3 separate regions of the Homo sapiens genome follow, and regions 2 and 3 are each linked to region 1. The links are chromatin contacts, found by Hi-C or POLR2A ChIA-PET in ENCODE. All regions are on one chromosome and are shown on one strand. Each heading gives the region's core, a stretch centred on a gene start or an enhancer-like site at or near the end of the contact. The rest is flanking DNA. Distances are from core to core; before and after follow the strand shown. Region 1 overlaps MRPS27 (mitochondrial ribosomal protein S27). Region 2 has its middle 170 kb from the start of CARTPT. Region 3 overlaps LOC107986382 (a long non-coding RNA gene).

Region 1 (4,960 bases), core at 1,129-3,628:
TAAAAGTATCAACAGCAATGGATTAAAATGTCTCAATTATTTAAATCTATGAGTTCTTAATGACATTTTAAGAAGTCCTCATTCATCATTTTTGCAAGTTATTTTGAAAGCTAACTCATATACAAACTATTTCAGGGTAAGTAAACTGTTGATGAATGGAAGTTCTGTCATAAAAATTTCCTAGATAATAAATGAAAAGAAATGATAAAATTTAAACAGCAATAGTATGCAGCTTCAAATGAAATAACAAATCTAAGTAAAGATCATGAATGGCCTTTAACTTCGCAGAGGGGCAATCAAATGCTGTGTGCTTACTGACACAAGTAAACACTTACTATGAAGTATTTATACCAAAAGACAAAATAAAAAGTCCTGAATCTGATCAAGCCCCTTTCTCCAACTACCAGTTTCACAAGACATATGGAAGGCAGAGGAGCACGCTAAACACCACAATAAGGATGAAATCAGCAAATCTAGAATGTGGGAAACTCCAAAAAAGACCTGTTTTGTTCAATAAATAAATTGCAAAAAACTTACAAACTAAGATAGTTGAGACAACTCAACACATTGCAAGGTATGGACCTTATCTAGATCACATTTCAACAAACTAAATTAAAAAGAAATTTATAAGACATTTGGGAAAATGTGAACATTAATGGAATATTTAATATTACAGAAGTACTAGTTTTTTAGAATAGTATGATTAATTACGTTTTTAAAAATCCTTATCTTTTAGAGGTACATATCAAAGTACATATAAAAAAACCCCGATAATTAAGTTTGTTAAAAAGTAATCTGGTGAACAGGTGGGGAGTTGATGAAACAACACTGGTAGGGAATTGATAATTGCTGGAGCTGGGTGACAGTACACAGGGGTTTATTCTACTCTCTCTACTTCTGTATGTTTCTATTAAAAAGATTCAGAAAGAGTTAACGGGGGCACATAGCAACCAATTGTATTATACGAGGCTTTATTTGAATCCTGATTCAACCAAATCATAAAAAAAAAAATTTGAGAGTATCAGGGATACCTGAGCCAGGAGCGGTGGCTCACGCCTGTAATCCCAGCACTTGGGGAGGCCGAGGTGGGCGGATCACGAGGTCACGAGTTCGAGACCAGCATGACCAAAAAGGCAAGACCCCATCTCTGCTAAAAATACAAAAATTAGCCGGGCATGGTGGCGGGCGCCTGTAATCCCAGCTTCTCGGGAGGCTGAGGCAGGAGAATCGCTTGAACCTGGGAGGAGGAGGTTTAAGCGAGCTGAGATCGTGCCATTGCACTCCAACCTGGGCGACAAGAGCAAGGCTCTAAGAAAATAAAATAAAATAAGAAAGAGAGTATCAGGGATATCTGAACACTAACTGGATATTTCGTGATATTTACAACCCTATTAATATTTTAGGTGTGATAATGGTATTGAAAAGCACCCTTGTCTTTTGGAGATCTGTATCAAAATATTTACGGATGAAATGACTTACTGCCTGGGATCTCCTTCAAAATTATCCAAAGCATCGGGATGGGGAAACAGTAATAAAGATAAAATAAAGACTAAGAGCTGATAATTGTTGAAGCCAGGTGATGGGTAAAGGGGGCTCCTTATACCAAGGTGTCTACACCTTCAAATGTTAAAACACTAAAAAAAAAAAATCTGTGGCGTTAGAAGTCAGGATACCGGTTACCTTTGGAGAGACTAAGTGGGGGCCGCAATAAGGGCTTCTGGAGCGGTAGGAATGCTCTTGCTTCCTACACAGGTTTACTCGCTTTGTGGTAATTCATCAATGTCTATATTACGACTTGCACACTTTTCAGTATGTATATTATACTCCAATAAAAAAGTATTTTAAAGAAGAAATCGACTACTTTAATGTAGGCGGAAGATCCTATGGTAGAATCTCAGGTACTACAGCAATCACTGAGAAAGCTTTTTGGGCGGAAAGGAAAGTGAGGCTCTCGCCCGGTTTCCTCCTCTCCACGGTGGAACTGGCAGCGGCCCTGGCTGGCTGCTGAGAGCGCGGAACGGGGCGGCGTTCTGACGTTCGCGCCGGGGCCCTCTGGACGCACCGCGGGCGCAGGTCCTAGACAGCTGCATTGGCGTCCACCGCGGCCCCGGCGCTGGGAAACTGCCCTCACGCTAGGGCCCTCCCCGAGGAGCTCTCTGGCACAATCAGCCACGAGGACGAAGAGAGGGGGCACCGGAACCGCAAGCCCACTCCGAGAGGCCAGAACCTCTCTCTCGCCGTACTCCCCGGCAGGGCACGGCTCAGGGGAGACGGCGCTCTGGCACATGAAGCCCACACCCACACGCCGCAGTGTCCCTTGCTGCCTCGATCTCCAATGGGGATGGGAGCGGCGAAAGCCTCATATCGGCCCTCCTCCGTCCCCCAATCAGCGAGCCCGCTTTGAGCACCTCACGGCCCTCCGGCTGGCGGCGCCCAATCACAGCGCTCCACATGCTGGGCGCGGCCCTGCGCGCGCACGCTACCCGACAGCCCCGCGCCCACTCGCCGCGTTCCACCCGCGGGGCGGCGGATTCCCGCAGGGGCCACACTGCCACCTACTGTCCCATCTCCAGAGCTGGAGCCACGGGCGCTCTCCCTACCATGCGGCCTCCCTGCTAAGTGCCAGTAGCTCAACCCAAACGCTCAAATAAAAATGAGGGAAAACAAGTAGTGTCGTCGAGTAAAACCGAAAACAATGTCCATTTTGAAAAAAGCGGCAATAATTACCTTCCAGTACACAGTAGGAAAAAGTCTCAAAAGCTTTCTTTGTTCCAAGCAGTGTGAGTTCCAAAACATTATTTCACCTCACACGTTTTATAGAGGGCTAAAAACAAGGGGCTTAGGGACTCCTCAGTGCACATATTTCTGAAGCACCTGCATGTCAGACGGAGAGGCAGGCATTACCATCATCTCTAATTTATAGGCACAGAAACCGAGTGTGACAGCTGAAAGCCGCAGAACTGGGACTGACACCCAGAAGTCGGCCTCCCAAGTGCAGACTTCAGCACATCATACACAAGGAAGGCACAAAGTGCTGAAAGAATATAGGGCAGGAAACATCGATTCTGACTGGAGAGATTCAGGATATACAAAGATATTCTAGGCAGAGGGGACAGCTGTCTCGGTGGCAGGAAAAATTCAGTAAATGGTGGCTAGTACTGCTTTTCCAAGAAAACTAGTCTTAACTGAGGAAAGGGAACAAATGTCTCTATGTGATATTTACTCATTGCAGACTTTTTTTTTTTTGAGACAGAGTCAGCTCTGTCGCCCAGGCTGTAGTGCAGCGGCGTGATCTCTGGCTCACTGCAACCTCTGCCTCCCGGGTTCGAGCGATTCTCCTGCTTCAGCCTCCATTGTAGCTGGGATTACAGGTGTGCGCCACCACGCCCGGCTATTTTGTAATTTTAGTAGAGGCGGGGTTTCACCATGTTGTCCAGGCTGGTCTTGAACTCCTGACTTGATCTGCCTACCTCAGCCTCCCAAAGTGCTGGGATTATAGGCGTGTGCCACTGCGTGCTGCCCCGCTGCAGATTATTATACTCATTATTTGGCAAACAGTTACTGCTTACTCAGGTATCCATGACAATGTTCCCTGGATTTGTGTGACTGACTATACCCAACACCAAGACACCAAACCTAGTGGCCTCATTTCCTAATCTTCCCTACATACCTAGGAAAGTGTTAATAAGCTTTCCTGGAATTCGTCATTCCCTTATCTGTACTTCACTGCACTTTGCTTATAATTCACATATGGCACATCCGAACACGCCTTGCTGTATAACTATGAGTCCATACTGGTCTGATCACTAGAACAGTATAGTATTGGCCCTACAGAGCATTTTAGGATATGTGGAAGTTGGTCTTGATTGTCACAATGACTGAAAGGCATTACTGGCACTTAATGGACAGAAAACAGGGAATTCAGATGACCTGCAATGCTGAGACTGTCCCGTACATCAAAACACTGTCTCTAGTGGGAGCCAGGGCTGTCAGTATGGAAGACGGGAGATACAAATATGGACTGGAGCAAGGCAAGAAGAATCCCATAGGGATGAACTTGGGATTGGTGTGAACTCATTATCTGCAAAATATATATAGTATATGTATATGCATATGTGTACATGTATGTTTATGTGTATGTGCATTCATTTTTTTTCCAGAACTGTTCACTGAATGGGCCAAGAAGCAAAAATTTCACAGTAGCAAAAGGACACCTAGCACCTAGATCTTGGTTTCTAATGCCATTCCTCACCAAAAGTAACCAGAGCTCCTTGGAGAAATGGTTGATTCCAGGGCTAGGCCAGGAAGGGTACACAGTGAGCCTGAAACACCTTGTTATATGAGAGAAAGTAAGTTATCAAAAAAGAGGGGGGTGGGGGAAAATGGAAGCCAGCTTGAAAGGGCTTCTATCAGCCAAGTCTGGGATATTTAGACCACCAAAATAATTGAGAAGGGTAATGAATCATTTAAAAAATTCACAAATTGATGATTTAAACATAATGCATGATAATAAACAGATAAATGAGAAAGAAATGAGAGAAAAGGAAGAGTTCTTGCTTATAGTAGAATACTGAGTGTTAGCTAGTAAATCTGGAGAAATTTTCAGAGTTGGAAAATCATTACTTTGCAACCATTATAGTAAAGATTGATTCAGGCTAAAGCCATGAATGGATGCCAAATCTAAGAGCAAACTTTTGATAAACAACATATTTGCATTACATTAAAGTCTCTCTCCGAGAATAGCCTATTAATCAGAAGGGAGAAAAACAGTAACTCTGCAGTGGAGAAATCAGACACAGTTGACTAGGTGATCAAAACTGACATCACCAGTGAAGGCATATGATATCAGGTATGTCCACATGTGATACCCTGGCAGGGGCACAACATCACTGAGAGTATTCTGGCTGGGGAAGCATAACAATGAGAAAATAGCAGAAAAATCCAAGAAAGAGGAATATTC
Region 2 (4,960 bases), core at 1,502-4,001, 420 kb before region 1:
GTGCCCAGTGGAACATTTAGGTTATTGGTTGGTTGAAAACTCTGCTCTCTGCATCCTTGTAGAATGTACATGTAGATATGACTTTAAATAAAAGTCAGCATTTTCTGAATTTCTTTTTGTGCCAACCCAGACATACCCCTTTTAAAAATATTGGCTGGTTATTAAACTCTATTTGTTTTGTTTCTCCATCTGTGCCATGTGCTTTCCACAGATAGCTTGTAGAACTTTGCTTAGCACAGGGGCTTTGGAACCATTTTGCATGGTTCCACTTTCACTCTGGGAAGATGGGGAGTTGAGGAAGGAGTTTGGACAGAAGACTTATTTAACTCCAGTTTCATCTTGGTTTCAATTATCTACATACTCATTCATATCCACCCATCCATCATGCTTTCCCATTCATTCTTCCACTGAGCATCTTCTATATACCAAGTTTCACAGCAGTATGAGGGTTTGCAAGCACAGAGATGAAAAAGAGAGTTTATGCCCATGAGGACCTTGAAGTCCAATAATGTGGTCTTATAGAGCAGAGTGTTAGATGCTATGAGAAAGGAATGCACGAGAAGGATGAGAGCCCAGAGGACAGCCCCTCTTCTAGGACTGAAGGTCGAGGGAAGTCTTCCTACAGGAGATGAGACTGAACTGAATCCTGAAGGATAAAGGCGGTCAGAGAAGGCTTTACAAGTAGAAGAAACAGCAAGTACAGAGATATATTGGGGTGGAGAGTTTGGCATGGTATGGGAACTGCAACCTGTTTTAGTACAGTCAGAGCATAGCATGCAGGATGGAGGTGGAGGGTGAAAAAAAATGATGCCAGAAAGGTGGGCAGGGGTAGGATCGTCAAAAGTCCTAGGAGCCATGGTAATGAGTTTGAACCAAGGGGAAATCCTCTAAGATAATTTAGAGCAGGAGAGTGATGAACAGATTTGTAGTTTTTGAAAGCTTCTTCCAGCTTCAGGGTGGAGGCTGGACTGAAGGAGGTCAGACTCACTGAGGGAAATGGGATCAGTCGGTGGCTGTCGCAGTGATGGTAGGACACAATGACGAAGCCCCAGCATTAGGTAGTGGTCGTGAAAGAGAGAAGGAGACAGTTCAAGACATGCCTGAGGAGTGGAATGGACAAGGCTTGTTGCTAGATGGAATGTGGAGGTGAGGGAGAAGGAGGAGGCTTCAGTGTCTGAGTGACAAGGATGTCACTAATTCTTGCATGTAACGTAGGAAAGAGGACAGCCTTGTGGGAGGGTGCCTTGAGTTCAGGCTCACCATCTAAATGTTGGGTGAGATAGAGATTTGAGAGAGCTGAGTGGGAGTGTGGTTGCCCAGGGAGAAAGTAGAGAGTTGAGGAGAGCTGGGCGCGGTGGCTCATGCCTGTAATCCCAGCACTTTGGGAGGCCAAGGCGGGTGGATCACCTGAGGTCAGGAGTTCAAGACCAGCCTGACCAACATGGTGAAATCCCGTCTCTACTAAAAATACAAAAAATTAGCCGGGAGTGGTAGTGCGTGCCTGTAATCCCAGCTACTTGGGAAGCTGAGGCAGGAGAATCTCTTGAACCTGGGAGGCGGAGGTTGCAGTGAGCCGAGATCATGCCATTGCACTCCAGCTTGGGCAACAAGAGCGAAACTCCATCTCAAAAGGAAAAAAAGAAACCAAGAGTTGAGGAGAGGAGAAAGCCGGCACCAAAACCCCAGGGAAACTGTATTTATTGAGAAGCAATGGAAGAGTAATTAAAAAGGAACCAAGGAGGAACAGCCAGAGATGTAGGAGTCCTGGCAGCCTGGGCAGCAGAATTCCCAGGAGTCACATGTTGTGAAAGGATGAGGAAGATGAGTGTGGAAAGGCACCCATTGGATTTAATGACAAAGAAGTTTCTGGCTGTCTTGTAGAAAGCATCTCTGGTGGGGTGAGGAGTGAATGGCATGTGAGGAAGCTGGTGTGGAGGGTGCAGGCGAGCCTACACCCATGGCTGTGAAGAGGGAGAGGTGGCTAGAGAGGAAGATGAGAAGGGCAGGTGACTGGTCTGGGGCTCACAGTGAGTTAATATATTAAATTAATTCATCCACCTAATTAGGTGCCTGTTATGCAGCATGTTGTGCTAGGCACCAGGTAGAAAGAAACTTAAGACATGCATTCCAATGTGTAAAATTCAGTGAGTAAAGCCCCAAAAATGCAGGATCAAGAGACCCACTTTCCTATATTTGCTAAAAAATAATGTGGTATAGTAAAAATGACACAGATTTTGGGTAAAAATAGATCTAGGTTCAAATCTTGACTTTCTTTTTGGCTATGTGATCTTGGGCAAATTATTTAATCTCTCTAAGCCTCAGTTTTCACATCTGTAAAATGGGAATAATAATATCCCCCATATAGATTTCTTGAGAAGATCTGAGATAAGGTCTATTAACTCTGTAAGGGTAAGGGATTTGTCTAAATTACTCAGTATCGTATCCCCAGTACCAAGCATAGCATAATGCCTGGCCCATAGCAGGGATTTAGTAGATATTTGCAGAATGAATGGATGACAGAAGGTATGTGAAGAACCTGGCATAGAGGAGGTGCTCTGTAAAGGGTAGCCATTCTTCCTCACTGCTCTGGGACCTGTGAGGATCTGTCACTGGATGCGTGAGGATGAGATAATGAATTACCAGGCAAAATGCTAAAGCCTCTGGTTGGCAATGAGACGTAGGGTGGATATCCTGTTCTGAATACTTGGCTCATGATGGGCGTGAATGGATAAGGGAAGCAGCTCGTGCCTGGCCAGAGGCAGGCCATCAACAGTCCTGTGCAGTACAGGGAGGCTGAGGGGAAGGAATGTTAGGCATGTGCTGACTTACATGTGACCTCAAGTGAGAGGGACAGGCTGTTCCAGTCATCTCATCTAGGTGAGCAGCTTCTAGCTCTCAGGCCTGTGACTCTCAGTGGCCTGGGTCAGCTCAAAGGTTCCTGCCTGTCCACAGGTGCTGGCCTTTTCTGGCTACTCTTCCCTGTTCACAATTTAGATGCTCAAGGCAGCAGAAAAGATAACAGCCAAAAGTGGAGGCAATTTACCTCTTTGTTAATTCCTGCCTGAATGAAAACAAAAAAATTGTTGTGTGTGTTTTCTCCCTGGAAATGTCATACCTCCTCAATATTTAAAAAAGTCCTAGGACAGCAAAAAGAAAAAAAATCACCAAATTGGTGTGGTTTCAGGGTCATGTTTTTCTTTTTTTCTACCTGGTTTTTAATATACTCTCTGCCTAGTTTCTTTTCTTTTTGGACTTGAGGAAGGCCAGAGCTGCTTTTCCTGGAAGAATGATGCTCCGTGACTGGCAAAACCAGTGAGAGAGACACTTCGGCACATTAAGAAGCCAGAGGCTCATTAGTGTCTATTTACTACCTTGTAGAATGCTCTCGAAGAAGAACCTGAGACTGTCATCTCCTGGAATGGGGCTCCCCAGAGCTTCCTCACTCAGGATGTGCATAATGAATGTAGCAGCCTGGGCAGGGGGAGGGCGTCACATGCTGGGCCTGTGGTCCCAGGGGCAGCCTCATCTTTCCCTGGCTCCTTCAAAAGCAAGGCATTATGGGCAGGGAGGGATGATTTATGATCTCCTCTCTTTGGGCTCAGCGTGGATGCTGTGGGAGGAAGGAGGCTGCTCTGCCCAGGGGCAGGAGCAGAGCACCCACACACCATGCAGAGGATCACTGGACACATCTCACATAGTCAGGGTTGGAGAAGAACTCATGATCACCTGATCAGCCTCTCAAGTCTACAGAGGCAGAAAATGAGGCACAGGGAGAAAATGGGGCTGGATGAAGGCCCACTCTTAGCCCATGCCAGAGCAGAGGAACATCCATTCATGCCTAATCCAATGCACTGTGCTGATTCACCTCTCTCAGTGGTGAATTTTCCCATCTGGAAAACTAGGCTGATATTGTAGATCCTAGCTTACAAAAACATTCTCAACTGGAATGTGAAAGAATACACAATTGGGAGTCAGAAGACATTGGTTTGGGTCCTAACCCTGTGGGATCTTGGGCAAGGCACTTTGCCTATTTGAGTCTCAGTTTACCTTCTGTAACATGAGGTGAATTATCAACAATAATAGCTAATATTCTTGAACCCTCACTGTGGGCCAGGCAATGTGCTAAGTGTTAGGGTTATTTCAATTATTCTTCTTAATAACCTTAAGAGGGAGGTACTATTATTCCTATTTTAAAGATGAGGAAACTGAGGTTGAGTTTAATTAGCTTGAGTAAGGTCTCAAAGCTAGGTGATAGTATTTATCGCACAAGGTTTATGTAAGAGTTGCATAAGCTGCTTATGAATGTGTTTTTCGATTATGAAATACACATGCAAACAATTTTCCATGTAAAAGTATTTTGAATTTTTTTGAGAAAAAGTCCTGAATGCCAAGTCATCACTGTTTGATCTTATTTGCCAAATGTTCTTTGAATTGCTGCTGAGTGTGAAGAACCATGTCAAGTGCTGGAGAGGAGGGCATGCTGCAACCCCCACTCTCATGGAGGTTACAGGTCAGCAGCTAACGCAGCCATCCAGGTAAAAATGACAAGTGGGATGTGAACCCAGGAGTGGGAATGGATGGTGGGTAAGGGAATGAGCTTTGTCTGGAACAGTGGTTTCTAACCCTGGCCAATCCCAGAGATTCTGATTTACCAGGGAAGGGAAGGAGCCCAGACATCATTGTTTTTTAAAGCCCTCTGGGATTGGAATGGGCCACCACAATTCAGACCTGCTGATCCAGATGATGAAGACATCTCCCTGAGGAAGTAACATTTAAGCTAGGGGCTGCTGGAGTTTGAAGATGGTTCATTCTAACTGCAGCTGACAGCTTTGCCAGGTAGATGTTTCTCTCTTCTGACAGGGAGGGCTGGAGACCACAGTCAGGAGGGACCCCCAGGTGAGCTGCACTTCCTGAGAGAAACTCAGCCAGACGGCAAGGCTGCCCACCCCACCCTCCACAT
Region 3 (4,960 bases), core at 1,723-4,222, 390 kb before region 1:
AGAAAATACTAGCAAGCCAAACCCAACAACACATCAAAAAAATTATATACTATGGTCAAGTGGGATTTATCTCAGGAATGCAAGAATTGTTTAACATACATGAATCAATAAACATGATATATCAACAGAATGAAAGACAAAAACCATATAATCCTCTTGATAGACACAGAAAAAGCATTTGATAAAATTCAACATTCCTTCATGACAAAAACTCTCAACAAACTGGGCTTAGAAGGAATTTACTTCAACATAACAAGGGTCATATATGACAAACCCACAGCTAATGTCAAATTGAATGGGGAGAAACTAAAAAGTCTTTCCCACAAGAAGTGGAACAGGACAAGGATGCCCGCTTTCACTACTCCTATTCAACATAGTACTGGAAGTTCTAGCCAGAGCAATCAGGCAAGAGAAAACAATAAAAGGGATCCAAATTAGAAAAAAGAAAGTCAAATTGTCCGTCTTTGCTGATGACATGATTTTACATCTAGAAAAACCTAAAGTTTTCACCAAAAACACTTTTAGATCTGATAAATAAATTCAGTAAAGTTTCAGTATACAAAATCAACATACAAAAATCAGTGACATTTCTATATACCAATAATAAACTAGCTGAGAAAGAAATCAAGAAGTCAATCCCATTTACAATGGCTACAAAAAAACCACCTAGGAATAAATTTAACCAAGGAGGTTGTAGAGGTGAAAGCAACTCCATCTTGGTTGCTAATCAGCCATGTTGACTTCTCATTAACCCCAGTTCCAAGAAGGCCTCTAAGATTTCCAGTTTATCTATTATTCCTTGTGTAAGAGCAGACACTTAACATAAATCCTGCCCTTAGGTCAAAGCAACCTTGATGTCATTGTACCTCAATTGCCCTACATATCCCTTCCAAATCACATGTACCAGTTTCCTATGGTATATAACCCCTGAATCTGGATAAGGGCAGGGATCCACCACCTTGTCTTGCTGCCACCTAAGACATAGACATAACTTCTGTTCATAAGTCATGATTAAATGTTTCTTTCTAAGAAACTGGATTTATCAGTCTCCTTCTTTTGTCTGTCAGCTTCCATGGACTTTGGGGGCAGGTTTGCATAGGCCTGCCCACCATGGAACAGAGGTGAAAGATCTCTAAAAGGAAAACTACAAAACACTGATAAAATAAATTGAAGAGGGCACAAACATCCCATGCTCATGGATCAAAAGAATTAATATCATTAGGAAGACCATACTGCCCAAAGATATCTATAGATTCAATCCAAGCCCTATCAAAATGCCAATGTCATTTTTTTCATAGAAATAGAGAAAAAATTTAAATTTGTATGGAACTGAAAAAGAACCTGAATAGTCAAAGCAATCCTGAACAAAAAGGACAAAGCTGGAGGCATCACACTACCTGACTTCAAAATATATTGCAAGACTATAGTAACCAAAACAGCATGGTATTGATATAAGAACAAGCACATAGACCAATGGAAGAGAATAGAAAATCCAGAAATAAATCCACATATTTCTAGACAACTGATTTTCAACCATGGTGCTAAGAACATACATTGAGGAGAGGACATGGGAAGCTGGATATCAATATACAGAAGAATGAAACTAGACTCCTATCTCTCACCATATATAAAAATCAACTCAAGATGGATTAAAGACTTAAACATAAGACTGAAACTATAAAATTAATAGAAGAAAACATAGGGAAAACACTTTATGGCATTGGTCTAGGCAAAGATTTTATCGCTAAGACCTCAAAAGCACAGGGAGCAAAAACAAAAATAGAAAAAATGGGATTATATTAAATTTAAAAAGTGTCTGCACAGCAAGGAAACAATCAACAGAGTGAAGAGACAATCTACTGAATTGGAGAAAATATTTTCAAACTCTTCATCAGACAAGGAACTAATACCCAGGTTATGTCAGAAACTCAAACAACTAAGTGATGTTAGGCATATATATATCATCAGGGAAATGCAAATCAAATGTGATATCTACCACAATGAGATATCATCTCATCCCAGTTAGAATGGCTATTATTAAAAAGACAAAAAAAAAAAAACAAGTGCTAGTAAGATGATGCAGAGAAGAGAAAATTTTTATACATGGTTGATGGGAATGTAAATTAGTACAGCCACTATGGAAAACAGTATGAAGATTCTCAAAAAGTAAAAACAGAGTTACCATATGACCCAGTAATCCCACTACTGGATATTTATCTGTAGGAAAATAAATCAGTATATCAAAGAGATACCCATACTCACATGTTTATTGCAGCACTATTCATAATAACAAATATATGGAATTAACCTAAATGTCAATCAATGGACAAATGAATAAAAAAAAGTGTTATATGTACAAGGTGGAATATTATTAAGCCATTGAAAAGGAATGGAACTATGTCATTTTGAGCAACATGGATGGAACTGGAGTTCCATTATGTTAAGTGAAATAAGCTAGACACAGAAAAATAAATTTTGTATGTTCTCTCTCATATGTGAAAGCTAAAAAATTTGATCTCATGGAGACAGAGAGTAGAATGATAAATACCAGAGGCTGGAATGGGGTGTGGGTGGGAGGGGAGGATGATGAGAGGTTGTTTAATGGATACAAACATACAGTTAGATAGAAGGTATATGTTTATATGTTTGACAGCAGAGCGGGGTGACTGTAGTTAGCAACAATGTATTGTATATTTCAAAGTAGCTAGAAGAGAGAACTTGAAATATCCCCAACATACAGAAATGATAAATACTCAAGGTAACAGATACCCCAAATACCCTGACTTGATCATTACACTTTCTATGCATGTAACAAAATATCATATATACCTCCATAAATATGTAAAATATTATGTATTAATACAAAAATGGCTGGCTGTTAATGAATATAACTAGCTTACCAGAGCCCTCTAGCTGCCCTCTTTCTGCAATAGTGATGACTAGGAAGTTGCTAAGCTTTTTCACCCTTGTATAGCACCTTGATATTTCCTGTGTGAGTCACACCATTACTATCCCTCCAACAACAGAGGCTGAAAAAAATTACACTCCAGGCCTTGTTTCTCACACAATAGGGCTTGGCAGCATGCTCCACCCTCAGATTCTATTCCTAGGGCTTACCCTCCAAGGAGTCTGCAATGGACTGGATGTTTTTGTCTCCCCTTTTTCCTCCCAAATTCATATGATAAAAAGCTCATCCTAATGTGATGGTATTTGGAGAAGAGGCCTTTGGGAGGTCATTAGGTCATTAGGATGGAATCCTCATGAATGGGATTCAGGCCAGTATAAGAAGAGGCCAGAGAGCTAGCTATTTTTTGCTCTTCTATGTGAGATACAATGAAAAGTCAGATATCTACAAACCAGGAAGTAACCTCTCGCCAGACACTGGATCTGCTGGCTCCTTTATCTTGGACTTGCCAGGCTCCACAACTGTAAGAAATAAATGTTTCTTGATAAAATAAATGTTTGTTGTACCAGTCTATGATAATTTGTTATAGCAGCCTTAACTGACCAAAACAGTAAATATATTACGTACATACAAGATGTGAACACAAACCAAAACTCCTTATTGAGTCCACTAAAGCTTTCCATGAGAGTTCTGAGAATAGTTCTGCCAAAACAAGTGTTGGAAGGAGTATGAAGGGGTTGCTGGAGCTTGGAGGTAGTGACCTACCAATTCAAATTAGATGTTATGTAGCTCATGGTAGATGTGTAGGTAGATAGCTAGCGCCCTTGATTGCCAATGAGTAAGCAATGTTAGTTGAAAAACAGAACTAGAATTAAGGGTAGTTCTGTAGTTAAGGATACAGATTCCCAGGGTACTCCACTATAATCCACACTGTACTTGCAAAGATTAAAATATTATTCAAAAGAAACAAAATTGTATGAAGGAAATTCCAAAATCCCATAGCCTTCATATTCCAAAACCAGGTTTTTTTGAAAAGAATTCCAGGATACATTTCAAAACAGAGAAGTTTCTAATTTTCAGATCATTATTCATTCTGAAGTTATGACAAAGCAACAATTGATTTGAACAGGTAATGCATAATTAATTGAAGTCAATAAATTAGAATTCCCCTTAAGACAGAATCAGTCCTTCTTGTCCTGGATCTTTGGCTGTTTTCAGCAGTTTTGTACTGAGCTAAACTAGATGGGAAGTTTTCCTTAAGAATTTCCAAGGAATGGGAAGAATGGTGAATACTTGGGAGTACATCTTCCTTAGGGAAGGAGAGAAAGGAATGTAGGTTGCACAACCAATATGCAGTAGGTGCTTTATAGATACTATTTATTCACTTGATGTTCTCAAATATCAAAGTTAGTGTTATTATTTTCATTTCGCATATATAGTTAAGCAAGTTGAACACGATCAGTTGACTATTAAGTAGAAGACATAGTACTCAAATGTGACCTGCTGGGCTTCAAAACTCATCTTTTCACTGTCAGATGCCCTGGTATCTATCACAGAGCATGAGTTATCTTCCTACTAAATGCAGATGGTTTAAGAAGAGAATGCAATAATGACTATTATAAGGTCAGCAAGAAGTTCTAGTTCTACAACTGAGCCCTAGAACTTTCTCTCTAAATACTTCAACAGGAGTCTTGTTTCTTCTAATGTTCAACTGCCTTCTGACCCAGGCTGAAGTATTCCTTTGTAATTGGCAGAGTTTCAATTCATAGTGATTCAGTAGTACAGAGAAATGGGTAGGCTTTGATTTTTCAATCCATTTCAGCCACCAAATCTCACTCTGCTCTCCTTTCTTTGGCCTCTAGTGAAGTTGTTGTTGAGCTTTAGTATACATAAAAAACAGCTGATGGAATTGTTTAAAAATGAATGTTTTGGCTTCTATCCTAGAAAGCCAAGAGGTTTGGGGTGAGGCCAAGAATCTGCATTTTTTACAAACATCTCAGGTGATCAGGGAAATCTGAGTTTGTAAGTGCCTTAATTTTCCTTATTACTCTCATT

What was found. Hi-C counts contacts between places; a loop is a spot of excess contacts on that map. ChIA-PET counts read pairs that join two places held with the same protein, here RNA polymerase II (POLR2A). Pooled maps may share reads with other maps.
Region 2: a loop to region 1 is called in a map of esophagus muscularis mucosa, with 2.2 times the contacts of the local background. The contact joins two enhancer-like sites. A Hi-C loop is called at or near these places in 1 of 168 maps with a recorded cell type or tissue (esophagus muscularis mucosa), 6 of 37 single-sample maps with no recorded cell type and 9 of 50 pooled maps. POLR2A ChIA-PET finds 5 or more read pairs at or near these places in 1 of 52 experiments (AG04449).
Region 3: a loop to region 1 is called in a map of cardiac septum, with 3 times the contacts of the local background. The contact joins two enhancer-like sites. A Hi-C loop is called at or near these places in 5 of 168 maps with a recorded cell type or tissue (PC-9, ascending aorta, cardiac septum and 2 more) and 9 of 50 pooled maps. POLR2A ChIA-PET finds 5 or more read pairs at or near these places in 1 of 52 experiments (MCF 10A).

What each region holds. Positions count from the first base shown.
Region 1 is chr5:72,306,038-72,310,997 of GRCh38, forward strand. The region is part of intron 2 of MRPS27 (mitochondrial ribosomal protein S27); the gene reads right to left. Among named protein-coding and RNA genes, the nearest start is that of MRPS27, 12 kb to the right of the region's middle. RefSeq lists an enhancer at 2,075-2,324 and a silencer at 2,375-2,664. Within about 2 kb of position 2,379, at least 40 of the 41 ENCODE cell types and tissues checked have a DNase peak (open chromatin) inside an H3K27ac peak, as active enhancers do; they include PC-9 and ascending aorta, where a contact is called at or near this core.
Region 2 is chr5:71,889,305-71,894,264 of GRCh38, forward strand. No RefSeq gene overlaps it. Among named protein-coding and RNA genes, the nearest start is that of CARTPT, 170 kb to the left of the region's middle. Within about 2 kb of position 2,752, at least 3 of the 41 ENCODE cell types and tissues checked have a DNase peak (open chromatin) inside an H3K27ac peak, as active enhancers do.
Region 3 is chr5:71,919,744-71,924,703 of GRCh38, forward strand. It overlaps LOC107986382 (a long non-coding RNA gene), which reads right to left. Exons shown (of 3, transcript XR_001742515.2): 2 at 3,358-3,426. Among named protein-coding and RNA genes, the nearest start is that of MAP1B, 190 kb to the right of the region's middle. Within about 2 kb of position 2,973, at least 4 of the 41 ENCODE cell types and tissues checked have a DNase peak (open chromatin) inside an H3K27ac peak, as active enhancers do; they include PC-9 and ascending aorta, where a contact is called at or near this core.